Regions from separate parts of the Homo sapiens genome. Here region 1 is linked to region 2. A link is an interaction called in ENCODE POLR2A ChIA-PET data of the cell type or tissue named here. Cell type or tissue: GM12878. All regions are shown on one strand. Links, peaks and the distances in the headings refer to the core of each region. The heading gives the core; the rest is flanking DNA.

Evidence for each region. Peaks named below come from ENCODE experiments on the same cell type or tissue, not always from the same donor. Only the 100,000 strongest peaks of a DNase experiment are listed, where the experiment ranks them.
Region 1: POLR2A ChIA-PET joins it to region 2 with 7 read pairs; 2 of 35 experiments call an interaction of 5 or more read pairs at or near these places.

Annotation. Positions count from the first base shown.
Region 1 is chr10:48,280,848-48,291,119 of GRCh38, forward strand. No RefSeq gene overlaps it. Among named protein-coding and RNA genes, the nearest start is that of FRMPD2, 11 kb to the left of the region's middle. RefSeq lists an enhancer at 6,948-7,448. In GM12878, for the core only: no CTCF peak of the experiment used is centred there; DNase peaks (open chromatin) are centred at 5,074 and 7,284; H3K27ac peaks cover 3,252 bases.
Region 2 is chr10:48,225,676-48,235,947 of GRCh38, forward strand. FRMPD2 (FERM and PDZ domain containing 2) reads right to left here. Exons shown (of 29, transcript NM_001018071.4): 10 at 6,440-6,614. Among named protein-coding and RNA genes, the nearest start is that of FRMPD2, 44 kb to the right of the region's middle. RefSeq lists an enhancer at 7,731-8,232. In GM12878, for the core only: no CTCF peak of the experiment used is centred there; DNase peaks (open chromatin) are centred at 5,796 and 6,226; H3K4me3 peaks cover 267 bases.

The sequences.
Region 1 (10,272 bases), core at 2,949-7,948, 55 kb after region 2:
AGTTCTAGGATACATGTGCAGAACATGCAGGTTTTTTACATAGGTATACATGTGTCATGGTGGTTTGCTGCACTCATCAACCCATCATCTAGGTTTTAAGCCCTGCATGCATTAGGTATTTCTCCTAATGCTATTACTCCCCTTGCCCCCCACCCTCCAACATGCCCAGGTGTGTGATATTCCCCTCCCTGTGTCTATGTGTTCTCATTGTTCAACTCCCACTTATGAGTGAGAACATGCAGTATTTGGTTTTCTGTTCCTGTGTTAGTTTGCTGAGAATGATGGTTTCCAGCTTCATCCTTGTTACTTTTGCAAATTTCTGTAGCCGGCTTCAATTTCTCCTCAGAAAATGGGTTTTTCTTTTCTATCACATTGTCAGACTGCAAATTATTTGAATGTTTATGCTCTGCTTCCCTTATAAAACTGAATGCCTTTAACAGCACCCAAGTCACCTCTTGAATGCTTTGCTGCTTAGAAATTTCTTCCACCAGATACCCTAAATCATTGCTCTCAAGTTCAAAGTTCCAAAAATCTCCTCCAATTTGGGGCATATGGGGTACCAATTTGGGGGGTACCAGAGCAGGGGCAGAATGCCGCCATTCTCTTTGCTAAAACATAACAAGAGTCACCTTTGCTCCAGTTCTCAAAAAGTTTCTCATCTCCATCTGAGACCACCTCAGTCTGGATCTTATTGTCCATATCAATATCAGGCTTCTGGTCAAAGCCATTCAACAAGTCTCTAAGAAGTTCCAAACTTTCCCACATTTTGCTGTCTTCTTCTGAGCCCTCCAAACTATTCGAACCTCTGCCTGTTACCCAGTTCCAAAGTTGATGCCACATTTTTGGGTATCTTTTCAGCAGCACCCTACTCTACTGGTACCAAATTACTCTATTAGTCCATTTTCATGCTGCTGATAAAGACATACTCGAGACTGGGCAATTTACAACAGAAAGAGGTTTAATTGAACTTACAGTTCCATGTAGCTGGGGAAGCCTCGCAATCATGGCAGAAGGCAAGGAGGAGCAAGTCACATCTTACATGGATGGCAGCAGGCAAAGATAGAGAGCTTGTTCAGAGGAACTCCTCTTTTTAAAACCATCAGCTATCATGAGACTTATTCACTATCAGGAGAACAGCATGAGAAAGACTTGAACCCATGATTCAGTTACCTCCCACCGAGTCCCTCCCACAACATGTGGGAATTCGAGATGAGATTTGGGTGAGAACACAGCCAAAAAATATCATACACCCAGAATAACATTTAACCACGTATCTGGGCAACCCATGGCCCAATGAAATTGACACATAAAATTAGTCATCACAATTCTACCCTGTGTCTACTTGACTGTGATTTAAAGACAAATAGTATATCTGTAAAGTGTGTATCACACTTAATTTCCAAATAAAGACAAGAAAATAACAAGGGCATTATTTCACCTAACATGTTACAATTATCCTGCATACAACAAAAAAAAGTAATAACCCTTTCCCCATAAGAGAGGTAAATCCTTGAATGATGTTTACTTCTCCTCTTGATATATTGTAACTTAAATACTTGATGTAAAATTATCAATACTTAAATACTATGATATAAAGTCAATATATATTATGTTACAGATAAAGAAATAAGAAAGGAAAGAAAACAAATATTATATACACACACAAAAATATATTCATAACAAAATAAGGAGGAAATATTCATGATAATTACAGTCCTCATTTCTGTAACTGTTTACATGGTCGTTGCTGGTGTTTATAACTATTTTCTTCCACTACTCATTCTGTATTCCCTTTGCTTTCAGCATATATCACAGATGACCATGGTTCTTTACTTGGTGGAGTGACCTAAACCTTCATTCCTGAAGTATCTGAGCCATTGGTAGCTCCTGTCTGAACTGGGTTGTTGTAGTTTTCCACTGACCTTAATCACAGGGCATGGTAATACTAAGAGATGCCCTAAGAGATCTCCAATATTTCAGACAGACTCTTCCTTACTCCATTGTGTAACAGCAGTTGAATTTCCCTTTGGCAGTGAGGATCAGTCACCCCAACCAGCATAGTAACTCCCATCTTTGCCTGTTGATTCAGAGGCATGAAGAACCCACAGTGACTGGGTAGTCTTAACTGTTGTGTCTCCCAGTAGAAACATTCTTTCATCTGAAACTAAGACTTGACAGCATGCACAGCATAAGGTCACAGAAACAGGAAGTAAAAGTTTTGCTGTGGGTCACTAGGGGTAATAATGAATGGTGCCACTCTCATTTCTACCCCCTGACTCTGGGCCCATGAAACCTGGCTATGGGAGAAGGAGCACCTTTAATGAATGCTGATTCAGAGCATATAGAGCTTCCCAGAAAATGCTTCCCCAACCCTACAAGGCATTGCCACCTAGATGGTGTTGTAACTGAGTCTTCAAAAGGCCATCCCACTGTTCTAAACCAGCTGCTTCTGAATGGTGGGAAACATGGTAAAACCAGTGATGTGCTAGCCCCTGTGCCCCTCCTCTGGGCTCTGCTCCAAGAGCTCTGCCCAACCAGCACTACGCCAGATTTCAGGACCTGTGTGGGTTGCCTCCTCCCTGCATCTGTCCTCTAGATGTGGATGTGGCTGGAGCTTGGCCGTGAGGACCTAGAGCCCCTGAGAGTGTGGGGAAGACTTGGAAGAGTAGTGACCCATGGCCTGGGGCTAAAAGTGCATAAATTCCAAAGAGTTAGAATTATCATTTCACATTTAATCTTCCAGGAGGTTATGAAGGTACATTTACCAAGGTAAGAAGACAGACATATCTAAAGAGATTTTTATTTAAAGCCTGATGGCTTGACTCATAACTTTTAAATATTTAGACCTAACATACGTGGGCCTCCACTTGCATTCTTTGCCCTGGGTCCTGCAAATGTTAGAGAGGGCCTGTTCCTTTACTGGAGCTGTCAGCTCTGGATTCCCTGTGGTCTATCCTGCCCTGCTTCTTTATAACGTCAACACATCTTTGATCTCCTCACTCCACCTTCCTCACTCTACCTCAGCCATCTACTCCTGTGTTCATAACTCAATCTTTGTCATTACAAGGAAATTTTGCTGTACTATCTGCAAAACTTACATCTCAAACATCCTAGGCTCAGACCAGCCACTGACTCATATTTGTCCAGCTTATTCCCTCAAGTTACCCAACCCTGACAATTTTTTGTGCTCATCAAGACCTCCCATCCATGATCCATGAACCCTACCACTTTTCCACTGTTCTGTACTTCTCTCACTCTCCAGCTTAGAGTTCATGGTCCATGTGTCAGGAACTCCTCCTAAGCATGCACAAGCATCTGTTTTCCCCTTCCTCCTGGGCACACATCCAGACCACACTTCCCAGCCTCCCTTGCAGCTAGGTGGAGTCATGTGACAGAGTTCCAGCCAATGGGACATGAGTAGATAGGATGTGTGCACAGGAGGGGGATTCAGAATGGCAGTGATGATAACCACAGTGACCTTGGAAGCCTGGGACCCTAACTTGCACCCACCTAGAACATTTTCCCTGGGGTATTAAGGAAAAGGAAATCTATTTAATCTGAGCCATTGCATTTTGTTACATCAGCTGCATTCCTATATCGCCTCACTGAAATCACTCCCCTGCATGTAGCCAGGAGGGCAAGCACCAACGTGGCACAGGGTTAAGAGCAGGGATTGTCCAACCAAGACCACCTGGGTCATATTCTGGCTCCACAACATACTGGCTGTGCTATCTGAGCAAGTTATTTCTCCTCTGTGCCTCTGTTTCCTCACCCGTAAAATGGAGATGATAATGGAACCTACTCCTAGATCCGTTTGAGACCCACAGGTCTGGTAAGCAAGTACTGTAGAACAATGAGACCCTGCCTGCCACAGTGAACGCTATATATCTGCCACCACTGCATCTGCTCTCAACCCCACTGCTTCTCTCACACTTAACTGGGGCAGGGGGACCAAATTCTAGTTAAATTCAGGTTTCCCCTCCTCCTGTTTGTGTCCAAGCAGCTGAGCCATGTTGAAGAATGTCACAAACCCCTGCTGTGCTGCCTCATCTTGCTCCCCACTCATGGCTGCAGCCCACTGGTGGCCCTCGCACCTCCTAGCTGTCCCTCTGCATGTCTCTTCAGTTCTCCCAGGCTGCAGCCATGCCTTCTCCTTGCCCGATGCTGAGCGGTAACCTCATGCCTCACTGAGGAAGGAGAAGCTGTCAGAGGAGAACTCCTTTGTGCTCCCACATTAAACCCACGTACCTCCCTGTGTTCCCTTATCTGTTCCCTTATCTGTTCCCTTATCTGTGTTCCCTTATCACCTCTCTCCTGGTTCTTCTCAAATTAGGCTCCTCCTGCCCCCAAAAGCACTGAAAGGACTCTGTCTAGGATGCTAAATCCAAGAGTCAGTCTCAATTCTCATTTTCCCTGACCTGCTAGCAGCATTGGATCAGCCCTGTTTCCTCACAACGCTTTATTTCTTTGGCTTCTAGAACGAACGCTCCTGTCTTTATACCCCGCTGGCCACTCTGTCTTCTCACCTGCTTCCTCCCGCACTGCCCTCTAAACATGGGATTCCTGGGAGTTTCTTCCTCAGCCTCTTCTCTTCCCTTTCTATCCCCACTCCTCCCCGACATTCAGCAAGTCCCATGGTTTTAGTTACCATCATAGGCAATAATCCCAAATTCAGATTTACAAAGAGCACCTGTCTCTCCAATTTAAACTCTGGATTCTTTTGACCAACTGCCCACATGTCTTCACTTCCTGAGGTCTAATAGGAAACTTAAATTTAAGCATATCTGAAAGAGAATTGTTGATTTTCAAATCGTCTCTCCCACCAAAAAGAAACCCTTGCTCCCTCCTCAATTTAATTATCTCAATAAATGTTCTTACCATAAACCTAATTTCCCATGCCAAAAAACAAAACAAAACAAAAAAAACAGCCACCCTTGACTCCCCTGGGTCCTTACATCACATCAATTGGCAGGTTTTGCTTAAAACATCTGACGCTCCTCACCATCCCTCTTCACCCTCCCCTGGGACTATCATTCCCCCGCCTGAACCACTGAGGGAGTTTCCTGGCTAGTCCTGCTCTAATGATTGATGACCCAGCCTATTCCCCACTCAGCAGTCAAGCTGTCCTTCGAAAACCAAAGGCAGATCGTGCAATCCCCTTGTTCAGGACCTATCTGTGGGTGCCCACTGATCGCCTGTGATCTAACCCTGGTTAGATCTAGTCCCTCCCTCCTTGGTGTCCCCTGCTCCAGTCACACTGGTATTCTTCCAAGGTCCCAGTTTGTTCCAGGGCTTTGCATGTGCTGTTTCCCCTGCCTGGAGATCTTCATCTGCTATGATGTCACTTCATTCAGGCCTCTGTCCGAACGCTGCCTCTTTAGAAAGTCTGTGTTCCTTCATCAGGCTGGGTCCCCTTGCCTCTATTAGTCCCCTTTATAGCAATTACTGGTTTTTACTTTAATACTATGTATTTATTTCTCATTTATTTTCTATCTCCCTACTGACAAATATTAGCTAACCGATGGCTGGGACCATATCCATCTTGCTTCCTGCTTGTGGCAGGATGTTTTCAGCTGCATGTGACAGATGAAGCAATGAAAAGTGATTTAGACAATCAAGGATATCTGTGTCCCCACATAAATGCACATTCAGCAGCTCAGCAACATCAGAGCCTGGGGTTGACATTTGTTCTTCTCACACCAAAGAATGGCTGCTGCAGCTCCAGCCTTCACATCCAACTCAACCATGTCAGAAGGAAGAGAAAGGACTTTGATCTTCACATCTGTTTAGAATCTTCCAGAATCCCTAGTCAGCTTCCCCTTTTATATCCCTGGCCAGACAAGATCAAGGGCCCACCCCTAAACCCAAGTAGAAGAGGATGAGCACAGTTGGCTCTGATCAGTCATGATTTCTCCCTGGACGGGAGGACGAACTCAGCTTCCTAGAGCACGCACTCCCTGATGGGTTCACAAAATGAGACCCTGAGATCAAGGAGGAAAAGGGTGTGTGGCTATTAGGTGACAAATCCGGAATGATTGTCTCAATTCTGTACCCCCTGCACCTAGAACAGGGCCTGACTCAGAGCAGATGCTTGATAAATGCATGCTGATTGGATGGTAGAATATTTGTGCCTTTACAGAGGAGAGGTGTCAGAGGGAGCAGGACCAGAAATAATGTGCTGTAACTCAGGCCCACTAAGTGTCAAGGTTTTTGCATGCAGTACATGAATCCAAACACACATACACACACACACACACACACACACACACACACACACACACACACACACACACACTGGGAAGCAGGGAGTATTATCCTGATTTTACAGATTAAGAAATTGAGGTACAGGGAAGTCAAATAATTTTCCCAAGGACCCATAGCTGTAAAAGATGGTAAAGTTAGGATTTGAACCCCAAACAGTCTGTTTCTTCCCCTAGAAGAACCAATGCTAGTGAAAGCCTTGGAGAGGTAGAGGGTAGTTCTTTCTTTGAAGTGAGAGGGAGGGAGAAAGTGTGGAAAATGTTCAGGTCCAAGGGGAGAATGTGGACAATCTCATGTCAGATGGCCCCAGTCTTTTCAGTAAGTCACCCTCAGAGTCACCTGCTGATGAGTAGGATGAAGCTCAGACAGAAGTGGAAATGGATTGGCATGAACACGGGGAGGACGGAGATGGTGACCAGGCGGAGAGGAACAGTGGAGATGGTAAGCAGCCAGTGAGCCCCACAGCTGGGGCTGTGCAGAGGATCAGAGAATCAGGAAGACCCAGGGAGGTGGGGACAGGGGTGACTGGGACCTGGAATGAGGGAGGTACAAATGCCAGAGGCTGGCTCAGTGCCTTGTATCTGTTCTGTTGGTGGGGGAGGGCAAGGATTTTTCAAGAGTTAAGTCTGAGCAGACCCGCTCCCAGGTTTCAAATCTGGGGCAGATGGTGCCTGGGTAGTTATTGAAAAAGGCTGAGCAGAAAGGAGGCTTTGTGTACAAAGGAAGGAGGATCCTGCTAAACACCAGTGAAGGGGCTGGACCCCAGCCAGACAGTGCTTGGCAGGACAGGCCTGGGCTGAACTGGATCGTATGTGACCAGAAAGGACAGGGAGTCCAGGGAGCTGGGGAAGAAGACAGAGCCAACTGAGACTGGCAGACCAGCCAGAAACAGCAGGGGCGGGACCTGGGACCTGGGCTTTACTTAACAGCCCCAGGGCTGTAGGGCTACAGTTCAACTTCTGCAGAGCTCGCCTGTCAAGTACAAGGGCAGCTGACAAACGTGTGTGGTTTGAGATGACTTGACCTTGGTTGGTATTTCTACTACCTGCTTAGATAACATCTGGGCACTGTTTTTCTAAGAACTGCAACTGAAAAGGAAAGCACACACTTTACTAAGATTCCCACGGCCAGGTCCGTGGGCCAGGCCTGGAAGCCACAAGGAGGAGGCTGAGGGAGGTTCTCCTGGTGGGAGGAGGACTGCCCACCTCCGGCTCAGACGCTGTGGGTACAGACACCTGCCCCTGCCACGTTGGCTCAGGTGGCTGCCTTTGCAGGTACAATGAGCTTATGAACAGCTCTGGCCCAGGTGGAGGAAGAGACAAATCTGGCGCTCAGAGAAAAAGCAGCAGTGAGTTGGGGCCAGAATCACTGATCCACTGAGACAGGCCGTGGAGACAGAGGCACACATGGAGCCTGCAGGAAGAAGAGCAGGAGGAGTCAGACACAGGGCAAGGTCGCCCAAGGCAAAGCTTGTAGACACTGAGCACCTACGGCCTTTCTTCTCGTGGCAACACATTCCAGTTGCTGACAAAGTTCTAGGAAGAAACGAATGATCTCTCCGGCACCCAGCTGAAAAAGGAAGTGCAAAGTTTGGGAAAGGGGCCCATTCTTGGGTGATTTATCTACCATTGAAGAAGGGGCCTTAAGGAGGGCACATCCTTTGTCCTGGCTCCTTCCACATCACAGGGGGCAGGAGAGCCTCTGGATGTGTCCAGTTGCAAAGCAGCTGAGGCTGGCGATCTTCCCGTGATTTCTCACTCAAGTATTTGCCCTAACCAACAAGATGGCTTTAATCCATAAATGGCCCACAATGGGTTTGTCTCACATGCACTCGGTGCTGCCTGGGCTCCTGTTGGGTCATGAGGTGAGAACACGGTGCCCTGCCCCCTCGCCCTGCTGCAGTGCCACACGCATAGCCACCCTGCCCACCCTCCTTGCTCCTTCCCACCCTCCGCCTGCCCACCTGTCAGAGAAACTCTGCCTCCCCATGTCTCTCGGCTCCTGCGGTGGCCTCCCTTCTCCCTAACTCTTCTGTTACACAAACTGAGGCTGGACCTGAAAGCACACAACAACAATGCCATTTATCCCCATCGTTCAATCAGTCATTCATCTCTCCCACTACTCACGGGACCCTGGGCAAGTGACTTAACCTGTTTGTTAACATGGAATGATTGTGAGAATTAAATGAACAAATACATGGCCATCCATGGCATATTTTACATGTTCAATATGAGTTCATTGTTATCACTATTGATGTTTTCATTATAGTCTATGTTATCACTTATCCAAACATTTACTGAAATCAGCTGTGTGTCAGGTACACTCTACAGAGTATGGGAGGAAGAACGGCCAAGGAGGCCCATGTTTCAGCAGCTCCGCACTGGAATGGTCTGAACACCGCCCCTCTGTCTGTACTTCAATGGGCCACTTCCTGTAAAGAAAAAAATTCTTATCCAATAAAGCATTTCTTTGCAGAAGTCTAGAAATCCTTTGTATTCTCTTGGGTCATGACCTCTCTGTCAATATGATTTCTTCCCCTGGGTTAAAGGACTCTGCCAAACATGGGGAGCAGGCCATAATGAGAGATGGGGTGGTATGCATTGTCTGGGATGCTTTTCTTTGCCTTTGTCAAGTTGCAGAGAAGAAAGGCCTTCCGAGAACAGGGACAAGGCAGTCCCCTATCCCACAATGCAGACATGACGCCGCTGCATCTTCTGGTGACCACACCACCTCGTGGTCACCACTGGAACTCCACCCAACCTCCTAAAATGTGAAATTCAGCCGCAGTCCTTCTGTCAGAGTGACCTTGAGGACTACTTGGTGAGTGATATGGTTTGGATTTGTGTCCCCGCCCAAATCTCATGTCCAGTTGTAATCCCCAATGCTGGAGGAGGGGGCCTGGTGGGAGGTGACTGGATCACCGGGCAGATTTCTCCCTTGCTGTTTGCATGATAGTGAGTGAGCTCTCACGAGATCTAGTTGTTTAAAAATGTGCAGCACCTCCCCCTTTGCCCTTTTCCTCCTGTCCCTGTTATGTAAGACATGCCTGCTTCCCCTTCACCTTCTGCCATGATTGTAAGTTTCCTGAGGCCTCCCCAGCCATGCTTCCTGTACAGCCTGTGTGAGCCAATTAAACCTCTTTTCTTTATAAACTACCCAGTCTCAGGTATTTCTTTACAGCAGTGTGAGGACAGACTACTACAGTGAACAACACTGCCTAATTGAGGCAAACATTCTTAGAAATGAAAAAGGAAAACAACCCACTCCTCGGAAGACAGTATGTAATAGTGGTTCGAGCCAGATTGGAGTTTCACCTCCAGACGAATGAGCTGGGTGGCCTTGGGCACATTACACAGCCTGTCTAAACCAGTTTCCTCATCTGAACTGGAGTCATAATAATGCCTATCTCATAACGTCGATATGAGGACGGCATGAAGTTCCGGATGTGTGGTCTCATACATGGCCAGTTAGTACCTGCCACCCGAGCATCCTCTGTCTCCTCCTGCCCACCCCCTGCCACTGGATTCAGTGTCAGGAGTGCAAAGTCCATTCACACACAAGCCCCGTCTTGCTTGGGTCCATGAAAGCTGATGTTTCCCACACATTTCTGGAACCACCAAATAAAGTCCACACATAGCCGCAAATCAGTCCCAATCATGACTCCCATAGCTGGAGGGCCATACACACTGCACATGTCACATCTGCCTGCCTCTAAAGGGCCACCTGAATGGGGACATGGTGACAGCTTTATGGCAAAAGGTGGCCACACAAATTCCTCCCATCCCTGTACACTGTGCCCTTTGCTGAGAGGTTCTGGACACTGATGCTCTGGCCCTCTCAGGATTATAAGCACTACCTCAGGCTGGAAAGGAGTCCCTCCTTCACTCTGCTGTGCCCAGTCAGGAGAGCACTGCCAAGCCTCACTGGGACCCATTGTGTCACAGAGCAATAGAGGTTCTCCATCCCCACACAATTGCTTTCCTTCCTTGAAGTGGGTTTGAAGTGCTAGCT
Region 2 (10,272 bases), core at 3,258-8,257:
CTCTTTGTTGTTATTTTAGGTTGGCAAAACCTGGTGTTAGAGATGTGGGATCCAAAAATGACAAGCCTTTTCCCATACCAGCGACCGCAGAACACGTGCAGTGCCCACTGGAGCCCATTGTGCTCTCTGCTTCCAGGAATCATCTTTCTGCTGGTGCTAAGTTCTGTCTTGGATTTGAGCACCCTCATTTTGGCTTGCTTTGACTTGATTCGAGATCTGGTTTTATAGGTCTGAAGGACATGGTCCTTCTTCTGAGTATTCTTTTGGTTTCACTTTTGTAGGGGATTTGGCATCCTTTCTGATGTGTACTCTTTTGGGGTTGGTTGTTTGTGTACAGAATTTAAATTGGCATCACATAGACTTTCCAAACATAATTCACCCCATGAATTTTTAAGCTTATGGACAAATTATACCAAAGATAATTTAGAGCTCCAATGGCCAGATGGAGACCATTTGAACTGCCCAAGCTTGTTTTTTCCTTAGAATTAAAATTAGAAGACTGCAGCTATAAGGTCAGTTTGAATGGGGCACATATTTCAATTGGCATCTTGAGGCTTCAAAACGCATTCAGGACTCAAAAATGCCTTAATGCAAATATCTCAAAGCTAGCTGAGACTCATTTGTCTCCAGAACCTTCCCTCCCCTATCTACAATTCCTCCTCCTCTTTGTCTTCCTCTAGCCGAACTCCTCTTTTTTCCAAACTGCTCAGCTACTAATCTAATTCTTCTCTCCATGACCACCAAGTCATTTTTTAATATGTGAATCTTCTAGGGAAGTTCTAGATGGGTGGAATAAAGAAGTTAAAATATGCCATTTGGGCCTATCAGCTATTTAAGTTAAAGGCACTTTTAAGCGCACTTTTAAGAGCAGGTGCAAATTGGCCACTTTGACCCTTGTGTTATTTCTTAAAGAAGATGAAATTCCCATGTGATAGTCATCCTCCCTCTCCTGGAAGGAAAGGCAACATCCTTATCTTCAAGGACAAGAAGTTTAGACACAGAATACCATACAGACCTTGTTGGAATAACTCTGATCTTTTAAGCCTCCTCATAATTTAGTCCCATTTTCACAATTAACTGTTTTTTGTCCAACCCAGTAACTAATTTGGTGGAGTCTTCATCTTCTTATGGGGGCTCCCATGCCACATAAAACATTTATTATGCTTTTCTCCTGTTGATCTTTCTTATGTTAGTTTATTTCTCAGACACAGCTGGAGCCTGTGAGGATAAAGGATGGAAGTAGAAGTTTTCCTTCCTTACAGTTTCTGGCAATGAGGATGGGACCCTAAGAGGCTGGACACCCCACTCACTCCAGCCTATGGATGAGATGCTGAGAGGCCTGACAAAAGCCTGCAAAAGGTGGGGGGATTCTTTCCAAAGCCAGCTTTCCCAAATATCTATGGATAGTGCCTAGCTAAGAGAAGAAGGTAAAAATTTTTTCTTGTCCCTTCTTTTCTAAATTTGAATTGGCAGGAGAAAAACATTTGTAAGGTTGTTCTCTGAATTGTGACTCTTGTGAATTTGGTTCTAGGTTCTAACAGAAATCGCTCTTTTTTTTTGTTTTTTAATCTCTGTCTTCTGTGTGATTTACCACAAGGATAAAAGTTACAATAAGACTCTCCTTTCATCTTGTTTTATGTCTCAAGAGCTCTGTAGCCAGTGAGGATATCTTCTCTGGTCTCCACCAGCTGGGTGGTGGAGACTGTCAGGTTTGCATCAGATGGCGAGCCAGCTGGCTAGGAGTCTGAAACATGAAGCATCTCCTTGTCCCAGAGTGCCAGCTCCCAGGGGAATTTGTCTCAATTGTTTCAACCTCCACTACCTTGTTAACAAGTAAGGTCTTTGTTTTTCGTCTTTGGGAGAGATGTTGGATCTCGAGGGGGGTACTGCATTTTTCACGCTCTTTTTGTGGAAGCCTCTCGTATCCATGGTTAAGACATAAAAGGCTTATTGGCTTTGAGTCACAATTGAAGTGGTTATACCTTTGGATATTTGGACTTTTGTATCTAAAAGTATTTTTAGAGAGCCCTCATCATGAACAACTGTCCTATTGGTACATGCGAGAAGATTTGGCTTGAAGGAAGAAAATAAACACTTTTATAAATTAACTGTTTTCTCAGAAAAACAGAACTAACCTAAATGTTTTTTGAGTTCAGGTGATCTGGTATAATTTTTGGTAAATATAGAAGCTAGTTTAAGTTTTTTGGTTCAATTAAAATAGTCATGTTTGGAGACTTGTCAACATTAAACATAATACAGACATACGACTTCTTCTATCTGGATTTATCAAGCAAAAGCGTATGTATGTTTAAGATGGTAAAATTGTAAATGTAACCTAAGAATAAAACATACAGTAAAAATAAATTGCTTGATGTGAGACAAATGTGACAATGAAAAAAGAGAGTTAAAAAAAGCCATATGTTTTAACTTTTAGGTTCTTTGCTTCTGTGGTATTTTTTAATACTTGCCTGATTTACTAACAATAAAAATAACGTAAGATAATGACTACATTTGTTTCATGTCTTATGGAGTTTTTATAAACAATTCAAACATAATTGTTAAAACCAAGTGAATTAATAAATGTAAATATAAATGAAATAGAGTATAAGTAAGCTTTTCAACAATGATTATGTTTTATAAGATATATCTACTTAAAATGGTTTATAAAATCTTTTTGGTTACTTAAAACATTACAGTTATAGTAAGTTAAATGAAATGATGAATATTCATTTAATAGACCACTTCCAAATAAGATATTATGCTGAAATATTAGTTGTTGAACATAAGTTTAAGCTTATATACTTTTGTCTCCTCATTGTAGAGGAACAAAAGATATTTGGGTCTGTTAATTAAAATGCTCTATTCTACACTGAAAAAATGTGCTATGAGGAAGCATATATTTCTAGGTGTTATAAAATAATGTTTTCACAAATTTGTAAAAGGCAGTTTATGATTGCTTACTTTCTAGTTTTCTGGTTTTCACTAGAAATTAAAGTTACCAAGAGTTTTAAAATTCCAATTACTAAATGTAATTCTGTACACAAAGTGTACAAAAATGTAAGATATGTTTGGGTGAGAAAAGTTAAAAGGAAGATATGAGAATGTGTTTTTATTTGTTGTCGTTTAAAAAAGTAATTTTCTCTAGTTGGAGGCTAGTTGAGGATTGCTTCAAAACAAATAAATAAAGAAAAAAGTGATATCAATAAAACTGAATAAGAACATTATAAATGGTTTGAGAAAATTGCAAAAGGTTTATGGAAGATGAATATTATGAAAGAAATTTTTGTGTGATCAAGATAATTAAAATTAGAAGAAAAGTATTTATTTATGTTTTTCTAAAATTGAGCCTTAATATCAATAGCATACTTGTGCAAAACTATTATTTTGTCTTCTCTGTTAATAAAATACAGTTATATTGCAGTATTAGCCTCTACTGTTAATATTAATATGTTTTTCCTTAACTTTTTAGTAATTGGCCTAGAAAACAAAAATTTTGTGTTTTATCAGAATAGTTTCTTGTGCTCTGTGCTGTATTTTATTAGCTCTTTTATTACTTAAAAAAGTGATCTTCTCAATATTCAAAGAGCTAAGTTTTGACCATTATGTATTTGCCTTTTGAAGAATTTTAATTATCACTCTGGTTAAATGAATGACAATTATTTTACAGTGACCAGTGATTCTACTTTGATCAAGGGTTTTAAACCTTTTGACAGTTTTGACAGCTTCCCAAAATCAAATTCTAAATTGAGTCTTTTTGACCTTGAATTTACTTTGGGTCTTTCCAGCTGGGCCCTTGGAAGCAACAAAGGATATGTCCCTCACCTTGTAAAAGAGGTGTTAAACTAATTGGGTTTATTCAATATGTTAAAATGCATGGGAAACATTATCCAATAATAAGTGGTGCCAAATCTTTAAGTTATATTTATAAATATAGTTTTGATATAAATGTTCCTAAAATTGTACAAAATTGCTAGAATTCCGATATGTCTTAGTATAATATTTGGTTATTATGTTAAAATGATATATGCCATAGAAACAATGAAATTTATCTGTAAATTGCTGGTTATAATAAACTCTCTTCAGATTTTTAACCATGGCCATTCTAAGTCCTTATCATCCATGGAATGTTATGGTGTTGGTACTTTTCTAAACGCATTTGCAATCAGCTACAGTCCAAAAATTGCTTTTTCTTCAAGGAGGTTCACAGAAAGGATGGAAAGAATTCTGACAAGTTACAGGTTTCTGATAACTTCAAGATCAAACCATTGGACTAAGGAAAAATGTCCAGGACACTAAAGAAGAAACAGAGTTTGTGAAACTGCTAACAAAGATCAAGCAGAACAAGAATTAATTACATGAGGCTGAACGAACGGATGAAAAAGAATAATGGGTTTTTATAATTTTTACTTGAAATTTCACTGGTTCTTTAAATGTTTTGTTTTCTAGATTTAAGGAAACTTTTTCCTTGTATGTTATCTATAGTTTACAACAATATAATAAAGTATACTCTTGTGAACAAAATTAAAATATTTGCTTTTTCTCCTTTCCTGATCCAACCAGAATTCTAAAACTATCCATAAGCATTCTTATTTTTATGATAATATAGTTATTTATATAAGTTCAATAAAATATGCTCTCTTTATAACAGGATACAATACTTAAAATTGGTTATATTACTAAGGCTTTGACTTGGATGTCATATTTGAAAATGCACATAAAGTTACTTCAGCCAAACTGAGGTTTGTCTTGATTTGGCCTCCTAGCCTTGAGAGACTTTTAAAAGTCAGGCTGAGATTCTTATCAAAAGTTCTAGCAGAACAAGCTTCAAAGGAGCCTACGTGGTCAACCACTATTCTTGATGCACTTATGCATCAAGGCCAAACTTGATGAGGCTAAACTTACTTAGTAAACAAATTTGTCTTATTGTGATTATCTTTAGTAAAAATGGGGGTAACTGTAGAAAAGAAATTATGCTTCTAAAGGAAGGTGAAAATTGTATTACACCTGTTATCTGACTGTAGCCCTGTTCATTGCTTTTGTGTGTTTCTAATCTACCTGTAGACTGAATTGGACCCTGAATTCTTCTTGCTTCCTTCAGTATCTGAAGAACAAAGAACAAGAACTTCTCTGTTCCTAAAGCCCTATAAACTGAAGCTGAACAACAACTCAATGTAAAATTCTAGGAACAAGTCTCCTGCCTGATGTGCAGGCTACATAGAGAGTTCACCAAAATGCCCAACGCTGGTCTAGTGCTTCGAAATGACAACCAACACCTATGAAACAGAACAATGAACTCCAGACAGACTTAGCCTCAGAGCCACTCTTTCCAAACCTCCATGTTGCTTAAATGAAGCTGAAAGATGTTTTTACATCAACTCCTACTTGCTGGTCATTTCCCTTCAACGTGAGAGTAGAACAACCAGGAAAGGTCCATCCCAGTACCGAGGAACAATCAAAACCTAACCACAGGATGATCCAGCAGTGATGCTTTCAGAGCAATAACTTGATCAAAAGGGAGAAATGTAAACATTATCAATACCAAAATAAGTCACTTATATTTAACCCTACTAAAATGGAGCTGGGAGGCCATAAGGGAGGGTCACTCATGCTCTATGCCTATAATGAAAAATACCATAGAAACTTTTTTCCAAACCACAGCTTGCTACATGAGTCACACAAGGACAGCCAGCAGCACAAGGACAGCTCGCCACACAAGGGCAGCTCGCCACTCACACAAGAACACTTGCCTGACACTGTTTTCACTAATGAACTGGTGTCAACTCCTGAAATAAGCCCTTGGAACCAATCACCTTTTTGTTTCAAAACAACTCACATGTACTTCTCTCTTTGTCTATAAAGGCTTGCCCTTGCCCAACCTCCTTAGATGCATCTATAGTTCACTATGGCATGTGGATCCTAGATTGCAATCTCCTGCTAATTCCCAAATACACTCATTTTTTGGAGAGCCTGTCTCTCTCCACTGTCATTTTAGGTCGACAGCAGAAATAAAGAGTCTCTAATAGAACGTCAGAGAGGGAAGAGGGTATAGAAACCCTTTTTCTTGGATATTTAGAATGGAGTCTTAATTAGCTCCTAGGGTCAGGGTACTAAGTCCCCATTAGTCCTGCATCATTAGATGGAAATGCTTTTAACATTTGCTTGTTTGTCTAACTTCAGTGCCCTGAGATCAATCAACCAGATCCAGCAAGCCACAGAAACCCACATCTTACACTCATTATTTCCTGACAACCTTCTGCACTTGCTTGATGCTTTATCCATGAGTACTTGAAGCCCTCGTCATGCTGACTAATGTCTAGGCATACAAAGGGAGGCACCCAAGTCTCAAACAGTTTTCCCAGAAGAAACAGAGCTCAGGTACCCAGATACCTGGGTTACCAGAGGCACCAGGCCAGCTGTGAGCTGCCCAAGAGATGCTTACTTTTCATATACGCCAAGCCAAAGTAGGTGAGTTCCTCGAGGTTGGCAAAGGATGTCACGGCATTGAAGACAGCTCCCACTGTTGATTCAACATCACATTTTACCTCCAGGTGCTGCCCGTTCAGCAGGACCACACAGAGGTCCCTGAGAGCCAAATAGGATTTCCCTTTTTTGGTCTGAAAACAACAACAGTATCAATTATACTACAATTATAAGTCATTGAGCCTTTAGTGTGTGCTGGTTACTGTACTAAGCACTTTACACACATTGTCTCATTTAATTGACAACTCTAAAAGATAAGTATATTTACAATTCCTATGCAGCAGATGAGAAACTAAGGCTCAGAAATGGTAAGAGTCTTGCCTAGGGTTTGCACAGTTTGTAAGGCAGGAACTGGACTCAAATCTGAGCCTTCTGCCAGGCTCAGCAGGGGCCAGGAAAGCTGGGAGGCCTGTCTGACTGACGTCTTTCCCATGCGGAAATTCCAGCTCTCCCTTGGGCTCTGCTTCCTAAGAGGGTCACCCAGGGCCCTCATCAATGAATCATATGGCCCTGGATCAATCTGTCGATCTGACATTGTCTCCCCAGGTCCCAGCAGAGCACAGGTTAATTAATTCTAAACTTCAGAGAGAATTTGGGTGGGTGCAGATCCAATGAAGAGACAGAGCTGGAGCAAGGGGATTACCTAGACTCTAGAAATGGGTCGGCAGAGCCAAAGAGCCTCCAGAGTCTGCCTTCTGCCTCTTCATCTCCCACCACAGCCCCACCCAGACCACTGTTGCCTTGGTTCAGCCTCCTGGATAGTTCATCACCAGGCAGCCACCTGGGCCATTCTGTCTGTGTCTTTGCACATATGATACCCACTGCCCCTAGGGCTCTTCCACTCCCTCCCCATGTGGCAAACTCTTATGGATCTGTCAGGTCAGGCTCTGGAGCCCTTGTCTGTGGCTCTTCCTGAGTATCCCCATGTCCCAAAGCCCAGCCTGGACCTCCCCCAGGAAGTTCTCTCTAGAAGGCAGTCATGGACAGACACTAGCATATGTGGCCTTAGTGCCATCGAGACCATGCCTGTGGTCATACCCTGACACTCCTGGCACCCAGGGGCAGCCTATGCACTCCAGGGGCCAGAGCAGATCTGAGGACCCTGTGGGAGGGGGTTTCACACATGCCGCTGGGCAGGGCTGATCACACAGGCATACTCCATGCCACCTTGGTTCCTACACTTGCTGCACACCTGAGTCACCTGAGAGGTGAGGAGACCACTCCCAAGATGGTTCTGTCAGTCTGGCACAAGGCCTAGGAAATCAATATCTAGTAAAGCTTCCCAAGGTGATTTTGCGAGAGCCAGGAAGGCTGGGAGGCAGGTCTGACCCGCTTCTTTCCCTTGCAGAAATCCCAGCTGCTTCCTGAGAGGGCTGCCCAGGCCCTCAGTGATGAATCGTATGCCCATAATGGGCCCCTGCTTGGGTCCAGTGCTCTGAAGCTGCCCTCTGGACACTCTTAATAGTTGTGTTTGGAATGTGTGTTTTCTGAGTGAAGTCCCCAGGACAATGAGCGAGTATACAAAGCTTTGACTTTCAGCAGTCCTGCCTCCCCTCCTCCTTGGAGGGTTCTGGCTGCCAACTCCTCTGCTCTCTGAATCCCCATGCCTTGCCCAGCCTCCCCTGCCCCTTCATCCTCCCCACACAGTGACCTCTGCTGCCCTCCACTGAGGGCAGCCATGGCTCTCACTGCCCCCTAGTGATGCCTTCCTCAGGGGCTGGTGGAGGAAAGGTCCCATGCAGGCACACGCACCCAAGGCATGTCAGAGCAACCATGACAGTGGCTGTCCCCACCCTGGGCCAGGAGCACCAAAGCTCTTTCCCTGGGCAATTCAGCAGGGACAAGCATCTCACCCACCCAGCTCCCAAGCCAGGTACCAAACGCATCTCCATGCAAAGGGTGTAACCCCTTGGGGGACCACTGATTGTCTGGGCTGGGACAGCAGAGTCATGGGAAGGGAGCTTGGGCTTTTTCACCCTGCGTGGGGCATGGTGCATGGATCCAGCAACTGGTGTGGCAAAGTCACAGAGCAGGGTCCCAGGTACCTGCAAGGGTCTCTGTTCACCTTGTGAATATCCCTATGCCCAAGAGAATGTGACATTAAACAGCAAATAAAAAATAAAAATACCATGACATGATGAGACAGAGAAAGCACATATAGAGAAAAAAGAAAATGTTTTATATTTTAGTTCCTGTGGTGGCTGCTTTTGAACACAGGGTGCTGCCTCTTCATGTTTCAGTGAGCCTAGTTGCCAGTGTTTCCCACGGGACAGCCATGCTGTAAGGGGAATCTGTTTTGTTCCCAACACCCACAGGGAAGCAGAAGGAAAGGGTGTGTGTACCAAGAACTCCACTTGGAGGGAGAGATAGGGAGCTACACTGACTGAGAACCCTGGGGACAGGAAAGGAGGGGCTAAAGCAACAGGGGCAAATGCTCCAGCCCAAGCCAGACAAACAGAGTGACACAGGAAACCCTGGGAATGGGGCCTCCTGTTTCCCAGGTAAGGGACAGAGGTCTAAAAAGTATTTTACTGAGGGAGCCCTCAGTCACCCTCATACCCTTCTTGCATCTTCCTAGAGGCAAGGGTCCAAGGTCCCCTCTGAGGATTATAACTAGGGTCCTAGACCTGGTGTGTAGGTCAAGATGCTCGCCCCAGACAGAACTGGGACAATAGCACTGTTCCCATCGCCTGGAGTCTTGGTACCTAAGCACTGCACAAGCATCCCTGCAGAGCGGGGGAAGCTGGCCCCCATCACAGCAGGTCTGGCCCATCTACCCGGTGGGTAGAGGAGTCTCCAGTCACCTAAGCCATGTGACCACAGGGATGTCAGGAAGGGGTCCCTGGGTGAATTGTCCCTTCTTCCCCTCAGCTGAGGGCAGGTGGCTTGAAGGGGATGGGCAGAGGTGGGACTGGGCTGAGGAGGCCATGGCCCTCTGACTTGCAAGCCCCATACAGGAAGTGTCCTCAGAAGGTTGTAGACCCCCAGAGTGAGCCACCCTGACACCCCAGCCCCTCACACACCAGCCTCCTTAGCTTTAGTATTTTCATGCTTTGGGTAACTCAATCTTGCATACCTGGGGTGTAAAAGTTATCATCCCACTTCATATTTTTTGTGCCCATGCAGGTGGACCAGGCACACAGTGGGTGCCCGTCAGCGTGTGCTGCATAAATTGATGCAGCTGGTCATTGCATAGGAATTGGAGGCCCCTGTCAGGCAGGCATCCCACGTGCACTGACCAGTTTGCTTCAACACTTTCAGGACTCAGGTGTAGAGGAAATGATGTCAGTGCACTGCAACAGACATCCCCTTGACAGGGGGGTGCATGGAAGCTGGGATTCAATGGGATTTTGCTGGAGTGAGCCAGAGGTGGGCTCATTGGTGCTCTTCAGGGCAGGAAGGACAAGTGGAGGGCGATGCAGGAGCCTGGGAGGGGAGAGCCTCTAGCCATGCCCCACTCAAGCCCTGCCTCCAAGAGGCCCTGAGCAGAGGCCCAGAAAGCCAAGTTGACAATGTGTGCGCTTCCAGCCCTGGGGGTTGGGGAGATGGGAAAGGCTCACATCCAAATACTCAACATTGACTGAGAAGCTCTCGGCCCCAACTGGGCCCTGGACAACAGAGATATGGGCCTGAACATGGACAGATATGTTCTGGGGAGCTCAGGGTGAGACCAGCCACACATGGGGCTCTGCAGGGGACGTGCTCAGGCTCTGGGGCAGGGAAGGGACAGCCCACACAGCATTTGCCCTTCCTGAAAAGCCCACAAGGCTCACTCCTTGTCTTCACCCAGTC